Regions from separate parts of the Homo sapiens genome. Here region 1 is linked to region 2. The links are chromatin loops, found by intact Hi-C in ENCODE. Cell type or tissue: tibial artery. All regions are shown on one strand. Each heading gives the region's core, and the rest is flanking DNA. Links, peaks and the distances in the headings are about the cores only. Region 1 overlaps FBXO11 (F-box protein 11). Region 2 has its middle 93 kb from the start of FOXN2.

Evidence for each region. Peaks named below come from ENCODE experiments on the same cell type or tissue, not always from the same donor. Only the 100,000 strongest peaks of a DNase experiment are listed, where the experiment ranks them.
Region 1: it touches region 2 in a loop (7-fold over the local background); 3 of 110 quality-filtered maps call a loop at or near these places.

The regions. Positions count from the first base shown.
Region 1 is chr2:47,892,822-47,900,804 of GRCh38, forward strand. The region is part of intron 1 of FBXO11 (F-box protein 11); the gene reads right to left. Among named protein-coding and RNA genes, the nearest start is that of FBXO11, 9.7 kb to the right of the region's middle. In tibial artery, for the core only: no CTCF peak of the experiment used is centred there; no DNase peak of the experiment used is centred there.
Region 2 is chr2:48,217,898-48,225,880 of GRCh38, forward strand. No RefSeq gene overlaps it. Among named protein-coding and RNA genes, the nearest start is that of FOXN2, 93 kb to the right of the region's middle. In tibial artery, for the core only: no CTCF peak of the experiment used is centred there; no DNase peak of the experiment used is centred there.

The sequences.
Region 1 (7,983 bases), core at 3,397-5,896, 330 kb before region 2:
AACCCCAACTCTGCAGTTAATTTTCTTATCTAGGCGTTTTTTTTTAAGTCATTTACATCAAAATGCTATAACATAATCGCTAGGCTGCAACAACTTTTGAAGTGTGGTCCAAAGGTAATTCAATAAATAATTACCAGCCTGGTTCACATGGTGAAACCCTGTCTCTACTAAAAATACAAAAAAATGAACCAGGCATGGTGGCACGTGCCTGTAATCCCAGCTAATCCGGAGGCTGAGGCACAAGAACTGCTTGAACCCAGGAGTAGAGGCTGTAGTGAGTCAACATTGCACCACTGCACTCCAGCCTGGATGACACAGTGATACTCTGTCTCAAAAAAAATAAATTAAATAAATAAATAAATAAATGGCAGAACATATACCAGACCGTGGGGGTCAAAACAAGCCTTTATCTTATTAACATTTCACAGAAAACTCTTTTAACATACTCTGCTGGTCTTGCAAACAGTCTACGGCTAAGGCTACATGAAACTTCAGTGTTTTATAAATATATATAAATCACATGTGTATGTGCATATATATATATATACACACATACTGGAGATATAAGGATAAACAGATCTGTGTATCTCTATCCCTAGAAATATGTATGTATCTTATTCAGGCAGAAAAACATGGGGTGGCTCAGGAGATAAATTATTAATCTATTCAATACAAAAGTTGATTTCTACTTGTTAGAAGAAAAATTAAAAACCAGAAGACAATGAAAATAAAACCAAGAAGCTTACTTGCAATTCAGACTAATTTCAAATTTTATTTAAACTCAGTTTCTTAACTTTAAGTTCCACAAGGGCAAGAACTACGTTTGCATGGTGATAACCTAACAAATTCAAACCTTGCTGATTTATATTGGCAACCCAAATGATACAGAATTTTAGAGCATCTCAGAAGTCATCTTATTCAAAAATCCTCTAATTTAAAGATAAGATTAAGAAACCACTCTGGAAAAAGGGAAGACACAAATGTCACCCTGAAGCAGCTCAGGCTCCTTATCCCCAAATTTAGGGATAATGTTCAGTAAATGGCAACATTTACTGAATGTGGCTATGTGTTGAAAAAAGAAAATGGAAAGCAAGGGCAGTCTCCTCCACACTGCTTTTTGCGGATAAGAAAGATCAACTGGTAGCATTAACATTGGACTGCTTAAGTGCTGAAAGAGCAAATGTGAAATGTTCCTCCTTTGCTATCTAAGGCTACCATATCATCAATTTCAATCAAGTAGTTCCTGATGAACAGAGCCCTGTCATTCTCAGGGGATACTTGTATCATGAGGAATACAAGTTTATGTGCCACTAGCACTTTAGTACAAGCTTTCACTTGAAGAACTTATCAAGGATGCTGGGCAGAGGCACTTTTTCACCTTCCTCCTATACACCAGGAACGGAAAGGTCCAGTCAAGGACCAGAAAAACATCTCTAAAAGCAAAATATGCCCCCATTTTTCTGTGAAAGTTTCACAATTTTAAAATAAGCTTATTGTAAGACAATAAAGGGTAGTCAAGAATATGCAGAAAACTAGAAATGAAATAACTGTCCAAATAATAGCAAAATATTTTCATAAGAGTTAAAGAGATAAACTTTAAAGGAGTAAGAAACAGGTTCCAAACTTAAGTGGAGAAACAAAATTACTTATCACCACTTCAGCAGCAAAAGGAAGCAAGTTTTTGGAATGAAGGCCCAGAATCACATATTAAAGTCCACAGTATTTTTTTAAAATTCTTAAATACAAAAAAGATGTCTTCCACTCCTCAAAGCAACCCAACCTACAATCTTTGAGGGGAAATCAAAGTGATATTAAGTTAGTGAATAAACTTTCTGACTAGTGGGAAAAAAGTTCCTTAGATTTTTAGACAGTATACTTGCAAAAACTTAAAATTAAAAGAACTATTAAATGTTTGTGTGTCCAAAGTTTAAATCAATCAAATCTGTGGATAAAAAATTTTAGCACAAAAACAATGTTTATGATAACCCAACATATTTTAATAACAACTGTGGCTATCTGCAAAAAAATGAAAATGTGAAAATGGGAAAGAACACAGCAGTCTCCTCCTCTGTTTTTTGTGGAAAAGGTTAACACTGTAAGCCTCAAGACTGAACTGTTAAAGGATACCAAGAGACTCAAGAAAAACACCAATATTTAAAATAAAATAATTTCCAATTATTTTAGTAACATAATTATGAGATGCCATATTCACACACCTTAAAGCTGTTTTAGTTTCCATTTCTTGCAAAGTAAATGGAAATTTTGTCTTTGAGAAAATATCAGCAATGATATATGCTGAGGTATAAAACTCACACGGAATGTGGCAAATGTGTAAGAATGCTCACATATGCAAAGAAAAAAATGCAGAAAAATAAAAAGGAATGCTCACAGTAGCACTACTCCTGACATCCAAACACAAAAACAATCCTATGTCCATCAACTGTAGAATGGATAAACTGTAGTATATTCATACAATGTAATACTAAACAGCAACAAGAATGAACAATGAAAAAACTAATGCTACAAGCAGCAATATGGATGAAGCTCACAACAAATATTAAGGGAGAATTCTGTCAGACACATAGGAGTACATACTGGGGGGTTACATTTACATAAAGTTAAGAAACAGGCACAAGTAATCCAAGCAATCAGAAAGATGGGGTTGGGAACAGTGACTAGGAAGGCCCTTCAAGGGGGACACTTCTGGGATACTAGTAGTGCTTTATTCCTTGCTGTAGGTATTTTTGGTTACACAGATGTGTTTACTTCAGGAAAAGTAATCAAGCTGTACACGGATGATTTGTGCACTTACATATTTCAATTACAAGATTAGCAGAAATTATTTCCACAATTTAAATAACTATATAGTTTATGTTGTTGTTTTTTTTTGAGACAGAATTTCACTCTTTCACCCAGGCTGGAGTGCAGTGGCATGATCTGGGCTCACTGCAACCTCTGCCTTCTGGTTTCAGGCGATTCTCCTGCCTCAGCCTCCCGAGTAGCTGGGATTACAGGCATCTGCCACCATACCCAGCTAGCCAATTTCTGTATTTTTAGTAGAGACAGGGTTTCACCATGTTGGCCAGGCTGGTCTCGAACTCCTGACCTCGTGATCCACTCGCCTCAGCCTCCCAAAGTGCTGGGATTGCAGGCATGAGCCACCATGCCCAGCCATAACTATATAGTTTTAAATGTATATAGCCCATTTATATTTTAAAAACTATAGACTGTTTCTAATTCAAACAACTATTGCTAACACAAATGATTCATACATACTCTACTTCTCTCCCTCACAATCCTCACCCCAAAATTAGTCTTTTGAGTATTTTCTAAAAAGTGAAACTTTAAGAGAAAAATTTAAAAGTCAGAAAAAGATCAGGAAAAGAAATAAACACGTAATGTTAAGTGATTCTTGCAGGAATCCTTTACTCTCCCCCTCCCCCAATACTTTATTTGCCTCTGAAGAATCACTCCTACCCGAAAGATCTTTCTCCAAATTGTTTCTTTTCTTTTTTTTTTTTTTGAGACAAGGTCTTAAAACTCTGTCACCCAGGCTGGAGTGCAGTGGCTCAATCACAGTTCACTCTAGCCTTGACCTCCCTGGCTCAGATGATCCTCTCACCTCAACCTCCTGAGTAGCTGGGACTACAGGCATGGGCCACCACCCCACAGCTAACTTTGTATTTTCTGTAGAGACGGGGTTTCGCCATGTTGCCCAGGCAGGTCTCAAACTCCTGGGCTCAAGCGATCCACCCCACCCAGCCTCCCAAAAAGTGCTAGGATTACAGGCATGAGCCACTATGCCCCGCCCAATTGTTTAATTTCGCTTCCCTCTTTTACTTGGCCTAAAATACCAAAATTTGACAAGTTATCATAATCAGTCTCTTAAAAATGCAAATGTCTTTCAGAGAATTAATGAAGACATCAGTCATTCATATGTAAGTGTGAAGTAGTATAGTGGCTACTTTTATGTATTGCTGACCTTATATGAAATAAAGTGAGTGAGTCTATAATTTCCTTTACCATAAGAACACTTTGCTAAAAATACTAGCTTTCAAAATATAGTGCCTTACTCCAACTTCTATTTCTCTCAACAAATCTTCTTTGATATTTCTTCTTTACTATGATAGAAGTCTGGAAAGACTCCTACTTTTCATTTGTTAAATTTTATTCACTTCTAATTCCCTTTAAAGCTTGTTTTTTTCTTTTTTCAAAAAGTTATGACCAATTATGTGGGAAGAAACAATAACTAGTAACATACATACCAAAGTTGTCCATCTCAATATATAACAAGGGAATAAAAAATAGTTACATGCTCTTCCTCTTCCCCATCCCCTTTCCTACTAAGTGTTAGAATCTCATAAAGCCACATGTTCTTATATACAGTATGTTAATATACTATGAATGGAAGATAGAAAAATCAATGCTTGGATATAAAAAAGAATTATTGTATCTAAACCCAAGTAGAGTTGGCAAATCAGCAAAGGCTAAACTGATTCAAGTCAGTTGGTTACACTACAGTAACACAGACACCAATATCAAAGGTTAAACCCACACAGTGGCCAGTTAATTTCACACTAAAGAAAAACTTCTGGTCGGGTGAGGTGGCTCACGCCTGTAATCCCAGCATTTTGGGAGGCTTAGGCGGGCAGATCACTTTACATCATGAGTTTGAGATCAGCTTGGCCAACGTGGGGAAACCCCGTCTCTACTGAAAATACAAAAATCAGCCAGGCATGGTGGTGTGCACCTATAATCCCAGCTACTCAGGAGGCTGAGGCAGGAGAATCACTTGAACTCAGGAGGCAGAGGTTGCAGTGAGCCAAGATCACACCATTGCACTCCAGCCTGGGTGACAGAGTGAGACTGTGTCTTAAACCAAAAAAAAAAAAAAAAAAAAGGAAAAGAAAAAAGAAAAATTTCCAACAAAGATTTTGCCACAATTCAACTCAACCATCTGGAAAAGGAGTGTTGTTCACTAGGAAAAAAGAGTAAAAATGAGATTATCACTATTATCAGAAAAATAACTAAAAGTACATATTCTTACTCCATTTCTAGCCTTCAAATAATCTCTAAGTATGAGAAAATACAAAAGCTCTCTTCACACAAAAAAAAGGATGAATGACACCTCTTCTCTCATGAGATGTGAAAATATTCCTTAATGTTTTTTAAGGTTTAGTCACCACATGGAAGAAAACAATTTTCTCCCCTTTTTGAACATAGCCCCATGATCTTCATTTGTTAAAAAGAACAAAACATTTAACAACGGGGTTTTTAGAAACTGGGAGAGCAAGCAATTAACATACTGAACTCACACTTGCTTTAACATGCTATCTTATTCGGGGTGTTTAAAAAACGTTTTAAATGCAATTAATGCATTCATTTTCAAAGGAAAATAAACATTTTTGATATTTGCCTTCAACTGAAATAAATCATGTAAAGGAAGTTAGTTGGTTTCATTTCTCTATTTTCTAAGGATTAAGTTTAAGCACATTTTTTATGCTAACCAAACATATATAAAAACTCCAAGCTACACATATAAGAAACACACCAAACCATGGTGAGAAAAGAATATTTAGTCCACAAACCAGTCAAAATTACCACTGAAATCTAAAACTAATTTAACGCACATTTTTCTCCTTCTGAAATAGTCCAGCCTACAACCATGAGCTAAAATCAGTTAATACCCTTTATTCATAACTTATGAGTAATTCAGGGGAAATCTACCCTTCTTTGTATAATGAGTGCTTAATGATCTCATCAACACACTGGAAAAACATGCTGGTCAATCAGTAGAGTCTCATCTTGAGACAAATCTACATGAGAGGTAAAATTATAATCAGAAGATTACTTGAAAAATGTGAAACCAGATAAGTCAACAATCAATAGCATCAGACTAGTGCAGCCATCTCCAATAGGACAGATGGTATAGAACAGGGGACAGATCTGCTTCAAGGGGCAGGTTATTGCATCCCCTGAAAGTTATACAAACATTCTGCCAAATGTATTTTGGTATCTTTCCTTGTTTATAGAAAGATTAGGTGATATAAATCAATTTTGAAATTTTTTTGCTACTTACTATGCATCTTCATTGTTGTATAGCTGAGCCTCTACTTCTTCATTTATTAAAAAAAAAAAGTAATAAAATCTCTTACAGAATTGGTATAAGGGGGCCAGGCACGGTGGCTCATGCCTGTAATCCCAGCACTTTGGGAGGCCGAGGCGGGCGGATCACGAGGTCAGGAGATCGAGACCATCCTGGCTAACATGGTGAAACCCGGTCTCTACTAAAAATACAAAAAATTAGCCGGGCGTGGTGGTGGGCACCTGTAGTCCCAGCTACTCAGGAGGCTGAGGCAGGAGAATGGTGTGAACCCGGGAGGCGGAGCTTGCGGTGAGCCGAAATCGCGCCACTGTACTCCAGCCTGGGCGACAGAGCAAGACTCCGTCTCAAAAAAAAAAAAAAAAAAAAGAATTGGTATAAGCTTCAACAAATCAGTTTCTCTGAGGTTGTAACAAGTCATACAGATTGAATTTTATCTCTTGGGTTTAATTTTATATACAGCTGATACAATCCCTTACTTTTTATATTTAAAAGACCTATCATTTATTAAATATCTATCATGTGCTAGGAACTTTACTATCTCTCATCCTTACAAATGTTCTATAAGGCAGGTGTGATTCCCACTTGAAAGATCACAAAGTAAGGCTCAGAGAGGTAACATTGCTCACCAAATGTTAAATAACTAATCAGATGTGTAGTCAGGATTAGAACCCATATCTAGCTAGCTTTAACTCTGAGCTCTTTACATCATACTGTCTCATTCCTTATAGTGTATCTTCATAATTTTATTTTCACAGGGTAGCAACTACAATTTGGGGAATACTTTGCCAACAAAGTCACATACTATAATTCTGTGGAAGATAAGAATATATTTCAAAGGTCTGATAAATCAGTGAATTGGAAGGTCTAAAACAGAGTAATACTTCAAAGATAAGTGGGACAAGACAGAAACAAAATAAGAGTAACTTTAATATCAGGGATAAATAGGGGGACAATAAAAGACCTCATGTTGAAATAGCTCATTACTGTAAACTGGTTATTTTCAAAGTTAAAACAAACGGTGGGGGGCGGGGGGACTTGAGAAAATACTCAAACTAGGGGTTCTCACTAACAGATCAGGAACTACTTGTGGTTCCTGCCTTACCTAGTAGGTCTCCAAGCTGGTTGGCCTTCTCTTGGGTTTGTCAGAATTTCCAGTAAAGGGAGAAAAGCAGGATAAGAGCTCTTAGGCCTTATCAGCAGAGCTCTTAGGCCTCATCAGCACAACTTTAACACTAATAGCAACACTACTCTGTTTCTATCCCTCAAGTAAGTTCCAAGCTTTAAGAAAATAGGCTCTTTTTACAGCTCCCATACTTCCTGCCTCCAAAAGGTTGAGTGGCACTGTCTCCTCTCATGGGATACATTTGGAAGGGTTAGCCACCAGATGACAGAGTAGTACCCCACAGTACTTACTTCCTAAAACAGGAAAAATCATGTTTCTTGTGCAGAACTCCTCTATTAAGACTGCACAGGATCCATGAAGTTAAAATATCACATGCTAGAACAATGCCACAGAAAGTATAACTAGCATTCCTGACTAGAACAGCAAGGAGTGTCTCCTGGCTGCTGCATATTATAAATATACAGCTCATTCCTCATCAGTACAGTGTCGAGAAAAAAGTATATACACGTATATATACACACGTATACACACATATATACGTATATACACACGTATACACACGTATATACACACGTATACACACACGTACGTATATACACACGTATACACACACGTACGTATATACACACGTATACACACACGTATACACACACGTGTATATATATACACGTATACACACACGTGTATATATATACACGTATACACACACGTGTATATATATACACGTATACACACACGTGTATATATATACACG
Region 2 (7,983 bases), core at 3,448-5,947:
AGGTCAGGAGTTTGAGACCAGCCTGACCAACATGGTGAAACCCTATCTCTACTAAAAATACAAAATTAGTCGGGTATGGTGGCACGCACCTGTAATCCCAGCTACTCGGGGGGCTGAGGCAGGAGAATAGATGGAACCCAGGAGGCAGAGGTTGCAGTGACCCAAGATCGTGCCACTGCACTCCAGCCTGGGCAACAAGAGCAAAAAAAAAAAAAAGAAAGATTCAGTAAAATAATGGTAAAAGAAAATGGAACAGATTTCACAAAAAGAAAATATTAATTACTCTTAAACATATCAAAGAATGCTCATTCTCCTTTCTCATAACAAAAGAAATGTAAATTTAAACAGCACTGAAATACTATTTTTGACCATATTGGCAAAGATAAAAAGTTTGATAACGCACTTTGTTGGCTTTGTTGGCTTAAGCTTGTGGGAAAGCGGCACTCATGCCTGTAGGAGTGTAAACTGATGTAACTTCTGTGAAGGGCAATTTGGCAATATCTATCAAAGTTACAGAATCACTTGTCATTTAGCCCAGCAATTCCACTTCTAATAATTTATCCAGATATAATCACTAGTTTGTGAAATTACATATATACATGGTTACTCATTGTTACATTGTTTACAGTTGGAAGAGATTAGAAAGAACCTACATGCTCACCAGCAGTGGATTGTTAAATGAATTATGTATACTCCTACAATAGTATACTATATGTTATCAACAAAAGGAGGAAAATTTATATACTGGTACAGCTTAATCTCAAAGAAACATTGTTAAGTAGAGGAAAAAAGTAAGGCTGAGAATGGTGTATATGGTATGTTACCATGTGAATGAAAAGAGAAATGCAGTTTTTGCTTAATATGCGTAGAATATTTCTGGAAAGGTATACAAGAAAAATGTAAGATTTCTAGACTGCAATCCCTTCCCCAGACCTACTGAGGCAGAATTTGTGTAAGCACTGGTTCTGAAGCTTACTGAAGTTTAGTAACCTTAGGGAGAAAAAATTTGAGGAACATTTTTGAGATCTGCTGCCCTAGTTCCAACAGATAGAATTTTATCTTGTTTTCAAACCAAGTCTACCAGTCCTAGTACCTTAGTTCTAATAATTAGGTTCCTATCCCTATTACCTCATTTTTGTCTCAGTAAACTACTTAGTTCCATCACATCCAATCTCTTCTTCCAGGTATATAGGGGTCCCAGGTCAAGGTATCTGGAAGCAGGATGGCCCTAAGCATGCACAAAGCTGGCCAACAGCTCCTTCCTTACCTTTGAGCTGGACATCCTGGGAAGGAAAAATAATTCAATGGTCAGTTCCAAGGGGTGAGCTAAATGTAAAACCAGAGCCCTAAGGTTTGTGTTGATAGCAAAGTACAGAGATGATAGAGGAGCAGGTTTGGAGGAGGTAAACTAGTGATGTCCCCAGAGGCAAAAGAATTGAAGAATGTTTTAAAGGAGAGTCAGTAAGCAAGCCACTGGTTGGGGAAATTCCAGATCCCTGGTTCTTCCTTCGCTTTCCAAGCATGATTGCCATCACCAATACCCAGCCCTGAACTGAATCACGTGGCTGGGCCCCTGCTACCCAGTCTCAGACTTCCCTGAGCTGCCTACCACCCTGCCTAAATTTCTGAAGGCCTCCGATTCCCACCAATCATGAAGTACATGCATGTACCTCCAACAACCAGCATTGTGTGGCCATATTTTTGGGATGCCTTTGCAGGACTGGATTCACTGCTAGCAGCTGCAACTTTATCAGCTCTCCAGTGAGTCTTCCCCCCATTGATTTGTTCTGGCCTCTAGATCCCAGCTTCCCAGGTCAATACTGTTAACCAAAGGGAACCACACCCTATGGGGCCTCATAAGCTGGTTGCTATATGAAATTCATATGTCAAGTTAGATAGCAGTTTCTGCCTAGAGTGACTTGTCTGTGAAAACAGCTAACCTGAAACCACATAAAAAGTGGATCACCATATTGTTGCAAATTTAATTCAGAGCAATGAACACCAATGGTACAAATATTTGGACAGTATCAGGCCAATACAAGTACAGGCCCTGTTATCAGATGTCAGAAAAAGAGGGCAGGTAGGTTAATGGATAACAACTGTCAGAGGTTAGGACAGATCAAGGATATGTCAGGTTAAGCAATCAGAGTCCTGTGATATATAAATCTGATTCTGAGGCAAAGTCTGCCCCAGATCACACATTGCCAAGGCAGCATGTGATCCGAATTGAACTATGCTCAAAACTTCTCACTCAACTAAACAATTATAGGTGGCTAAAGAGGGAGCAAGGGAGTGGCAGAAGGTTCTAAACCTAATAGTAGGTACATATGCAGCTTGGTGTAGTGAAGAAAGCACTTGACTAGGTATGTAGACCTGAGTATGGTCCTGAACTCCTCTCTATGTCCCTTATTCCAGAAACCTCCACCCTGATCCCAAACCTTGCCCAGTGGGGTCTTCTTGCTTTCAATTTAGCAAGCAGAAGTTTGTTCTACATCAGTCCTCCACCTGACTTTGATGGCCTAGAGTAGGTATTTGGCCCCTTTAGATCTGCTTGGTAAGGGAGCATTCCCGGGATTATTGACAAGCAATCACCATTAGTGATCTTGGCAACACTTCCATTCCTGAGAGCAAATAGCATGTGTCCTTAGCAGCTGAGGCCCCCATCTGAGGTGTTTAATTTCCAAAGGGAATCTTGGTGCATGTTGGGCCTATAGAAACTTCTAGCTAAGAAAAGAGAACCAGTTCTCTATATATGAAATGTCCTGGTCATATAACTACAATGAGACATTTTAAACCAGTTTCTCTTTTTAAAAAAGAAACAGAAATTTATTTTAAAAGAGGAACGAACAGCACTCTGGCTTTTGAGGACTTTACTTTTCCCCAATTCTGAAGGTCCTGTATTCAATCTGTGTATTGAAAACTGTGTTTTACTTTTCCTGGGGAAGTGGCCCCTGCCCTGGTTGTCCCCAAAATGTCAGCAATGTGGGTAAATGCTAGCAAAGTAGCTGTCTTCTGCTTTAGATAAAATTCTACCTGATCTTTTTTCTCCTTTCTCCCTAACACAAGTCAGCAGTTAGCATAAGAAAAAAGAATCCAGAATTTTCTAAACATTTGACACATTAAAAGTCTCAAAACTCATTTGCTGTTGAAATGTTGAGGTTTTTCTACCACAATTCCTTAACACACCTCCCTCCTGACCAGTCATCTTAAAAAGTAACTTTCAGCTAGGCGCAGTGGCACATGCCTGTAATCCCAGCACTTTGGGAGGCCGAGGCAGGTGGATCGCCTGAGGTCAGAAGTTTGAGACCACCCTGACCAACATGGTGAAACCCCGTCTCTACTGAAAACATACAAAAAAAATTAACTGGGAATGGTGGCAGGTGCCTGTAATCCCAGCTACTTGGGAGGTTGAGTCGGGAGAATCGCTGGAACCTGGGAGGCGGAGGTTGCAGTAGCCAAGATTGCTCCACTGCACTCCAGCCTGGGCGACAAAGAGAGACTCCATCTCAAAAAGAAAAAAAAGAAAAGAATAGATAAAAGTAACTTTCATTATTTAACTTCCTGCCTCAGACGTCTTTACATGTCAGGTGTGGTAGCACATGCTGGTAGTCCCAGCTACTTGGGAGGCTGAGGCAGGAAAAATCACTTGAGCCCAGGAGTTCGAGGCTGTAGTGTGCAATGATCATGCCTGTTAATAGCCACTGCACTCCAGCCTGGACAACTTAGTGACATTCTGTCTCTAAGAAAATAAAAATAAATTAAACCTCATTGCTATTTAAAAAAAAAAAAATCTTTAAGAGTGCTCATGTCTTCAGGGTAAAGTCAGATTCCTTACCCTAGCATTCAAAGCCCTTCACCGTTAGGTCTTATTGCCTACTAGTCTCCTAAAGGAACTCATAGTTCAAGCCAGAGAGATCCGATCACTGCTTTTACAAAATATCTTATATGTTTCCTGATCCTCATCTCTGCTTCTGTCATTTTTCCTTCCTTTCCACTTACCCAACAGTTACAATTCTTTAAACACCTAGCTCAAGTCCTTCCTCCCTCATAATGGAAGATTACAGAGCCAGGGAGCTCTTCCTCCCTGCTATATTTGCATCACCTATTTGCTATCTGCTCCCATCATTTGGCGTGTTGTCTTATGACAGGCTTTGTATGTATTTTTAACTTGTTTTCTATTCTGCTCATGTACATATTTACCTTTTCAACTTTGATGTTTAACTTTAAGGTCAAGGATCATATCTACCATTGTATTAGCACATCATGACTCACAATACTTACTAATTTCAACTAATTGACAGTTTAAAGAGGAGGCAGAGTTCAGTGACTCATGCCTGTAATCCTAAAACCTGGGGAGGCAGAGGCAGGTGGATTGCTTGAGCCCAGGAGTTCGAGACCAGCCTGGACAACATAGCAAAACCCCATCTCTAAAAAAATATAAAAATTAGCTGGTCATAGTGGCACATGCCTATAGTCCCAGCTACTCTGGAGGCTGAGGTAGGAGGACTGCTTGAGCCTGGGAGGTCGAGGTTGTAGTGAGCCGAGATTACCCCAGGGCACTCCAACCTGGGCAACAATGCTAGATCCTCTCTCAAAATTTTTTTTTTTTTTAATTAAAGGGGAAAATTTTTTGCTTTCATCTTTTCTTACAACCTTCCCTACTTGCTTTGTATCATGAACCATTCCAGTTGGAAGAGCCAACATTGTTCTTTCTGGTTGGAACTTGTGTGGAATTCCAGGTTTTTGCACAGAAAGGGAACACTCCAGGAGAGAGAGAGAAGGAAGCTCTTGTAGTACTAGGATGGCTATCTCCATGACTTCCACCTTTCATCTGTAGATGTCCTCTCCCTCCATGAGCATGCTGGTGCCTCTTAAACACTCTGGCTCAAGGTAAACAAACACAAAAGGCCTTCCCTTGGACCACCTTCCCACAAAACAGACAGGCTTTATTGGACACTAAGGGAGGCCAAAAGAGAAACAAATGCAAAGAAAAACAAAATAAAGACAGACTCCTCTAATATAAATTTTGAGTCCTTCTAACATGAACTCAATCCCAAGGTTCTCAGGACTTGTCCTATTTTACAAGGCATCTACAGTGTCTATAGTCTATCCTCAAATAATGACAGCAAAAATTTTAGGCATACTCAGGGTCTTGTTTCCTATTCTCCAAATTGTGTCAGGCTGAAGTGTGACATTTTATGACCCACTATTCCCTTTTTGGCCATATGTCCTACACTCTCTATTTGCCCAATGTGGCACATCTATAAAACGAGGATAGTTATAAAGCTGATGTGAGGATTGAATGAGGTAATCCAGGTATAGCAGTTAGCATTCAGAAAGCATTCAGTAAATACTATTCATTACTATTTCACAAGCAAGACTGACAAAACTGACCTGTGGTTGAGAAAAGAGTGGGTTTGGCCAGCTGTGGTGGCTCACGCCTGTAATCCCAGCACTTTGGGAGGCCGAGGCGGGTGGATCACAAGGTCAAGAGATCAAGACCATTCTGGCCAATGTGGTGAAACCCAATCTCTACCAAAAATACAAAAATTAGCTGGGCATGCTGGTGCATGCCTGTAGTCCCAGCTACTCGGGAGGCTGAGGCAGGAGAATCGCTTGAACCTGGGAGGTGGAGGTTGCAGTGATCACGCCACTGCACTCTAGCCTTGCGACACAGTGAGACTCCATCTCAAAAAAAAAAAAAAATGGGTTAGGGACAGGGAGAGAGAGACAGAGAGACATTTCAATTTTAACCCTACTACCCATACCACTCATCTAGGGCACCTCCACCACCTCTTTCTAGTTTCTTCTTTTAAAAACATGACTCTCATGCACAATGACTAAAGAGCACAGCTCTACTCTTTCAGTCCCAAACAACACTTACATCCTAATGTAGTGCAACAATTGTTACACTCAACATAGTAACAAAAGAGTCCATTTTTCTAATGGTTCATTTCTACCAGTCCAATAGTCTCAATATTTTTTCTCACTGTGATATAATCATGCTAATTGTCCCAACTACAACTGTTCCACTCCTCTGTCCTTAATTCAAGACGGAATATCACAAGCATCTCTTCGCTTTCTTCCTGGAATGCTTGCAGAACTCATAAAATTGTTCAAACAGATCACCTTGTGACTTTGATAAAATCCTTTTCCCTATCTGCGCCTCAGTTTCCTCATTTGTAGGTAAGTGTATCTGACAAGATGATCTCTAAGGTCCCTTCCAACTCTCACCTTCTCTGTTGAGAGCTTTGAATGTTGGATTATGGAGTTTACTTAAACTCATAGTCAATAGGCAGCCACAGAAAGAAGTTGAACAAGAAAAGCATGTGATTGAAATTATTAACGACGATATTTAGAAAGAATAGGAAGCACAGGGGAGAGAATTAATGAAGCTTGAACAGGAGAGATGGGTGATATAATGGGAAAGCAAAAGCTTCTCAGGCTCAGCAATCAATTGGATATAGGCAACAAGGGAGGCTGGGAGTCAAAGGATTGGTGATTGGGGTGTTACAGAAACAGAGAAGTAGAAAGAAGTCATGTTTTGAGGGTAACACAATAAGTTCTGTTTTGGACATATTCTATACTTCAACGATTCCACTCCAAGGCATAAACCCCAAGGAAATTCTCGGACCCGTACAACAAGATATGTATGGAAGAAGGTTTATTGTAACATTATTCACAATAGCAATAACAGGCCAGGCATGGTGGCTCATGCCTGTAATCCCAGCACTTTGGGAGGCTGAGGCAGGAGGATCGCTTGAGCCCAGGAGTTCAAGACCAGCCTGGTCAACATAGTGAAAACCTGTCTCTACCAAAATTACAAAAGTTAGCTGGGCATCATGGTGTGCACCTGTAATCCAAACTACTAAGGAGGCTGAGGCAGGAGAATCGCTTGAACCTAGCAGGTGGAGGTTGCAGTGAGCTGAGATTGCACCACTGCCCTCCAGCCTGGGCAACAGAGCAAGGCTGTCTCAAAAAACAAACAAACAAAAACAATAGCAATAACCAATAATGGGAAATAATTCACACTGCCCATGAACAGGAAAGTAGATAATAAACTATGGTATAATCATGCTATAAAATAGTATACAGCAGCCAAAACAGGTGAACTACCATACAGCAATATGGATATCTGCAATATAACAGAAATTAAAAAGTTTCTTACATACAGAATGGTATCCTTTTTATAAAGTTAGAAATAGCCAACATTAAGAAGATATATATATGTGTGTGTACATATATAATTTTAAGGAATATGTGTTGATATAATATCATAATATTTAAGAAACAAAGGAATGATGAACACAGGAGTTAAGATAATGCTTTTTTTTTTTTAATGTGGAGAGACACTGGGATGCAATGAGGGAGCTGTGCCATTAGATACAGATTACCGTATACAAGATACAAGGACCTAGTTTTCATCTTGGATTTTCAAGTGTTTATTACATTATTTAAAAGTAACTGACCAAATAAACAAACACATAAATGATCAGGGGAATAAAATGTATTAGATATAAATCATTGCTCTAAAAATGGATCCTAAAGAATATTACAGGGATTTTAAAAATACAACATAAGAAGATAAAGCAAATTGGTACAGGAATAAATTAAAGAAAAAATGAAAACATCTTATAAATGAATGCTACATTAGCAACAACCAAAAATAGGAAAGTATGATAGAAAGCAGGTTAAGACATGAGGGAAAGGCTAGACAGACAGAATGAAACAAAAAATATATATAAATGATAGAGAAAGTATACAAAGGAGCTTCAACTCCTTAAAAAAAAACTCCTTAAAAAAGAACCAAGATTTTAACTAGAAAATTGCCATCAGCAAAAAGATCACATATTCCATAACCATGTAATTTTTAACCAATAACATACAAGCAGAAATCTTGTGTGTCACTTCAGAGATGTTTCCTTAATAAAGGGGTAGGCCCATTTATTTTTCCTTTATCCTGCTGCCTGACGGCTGGTACTC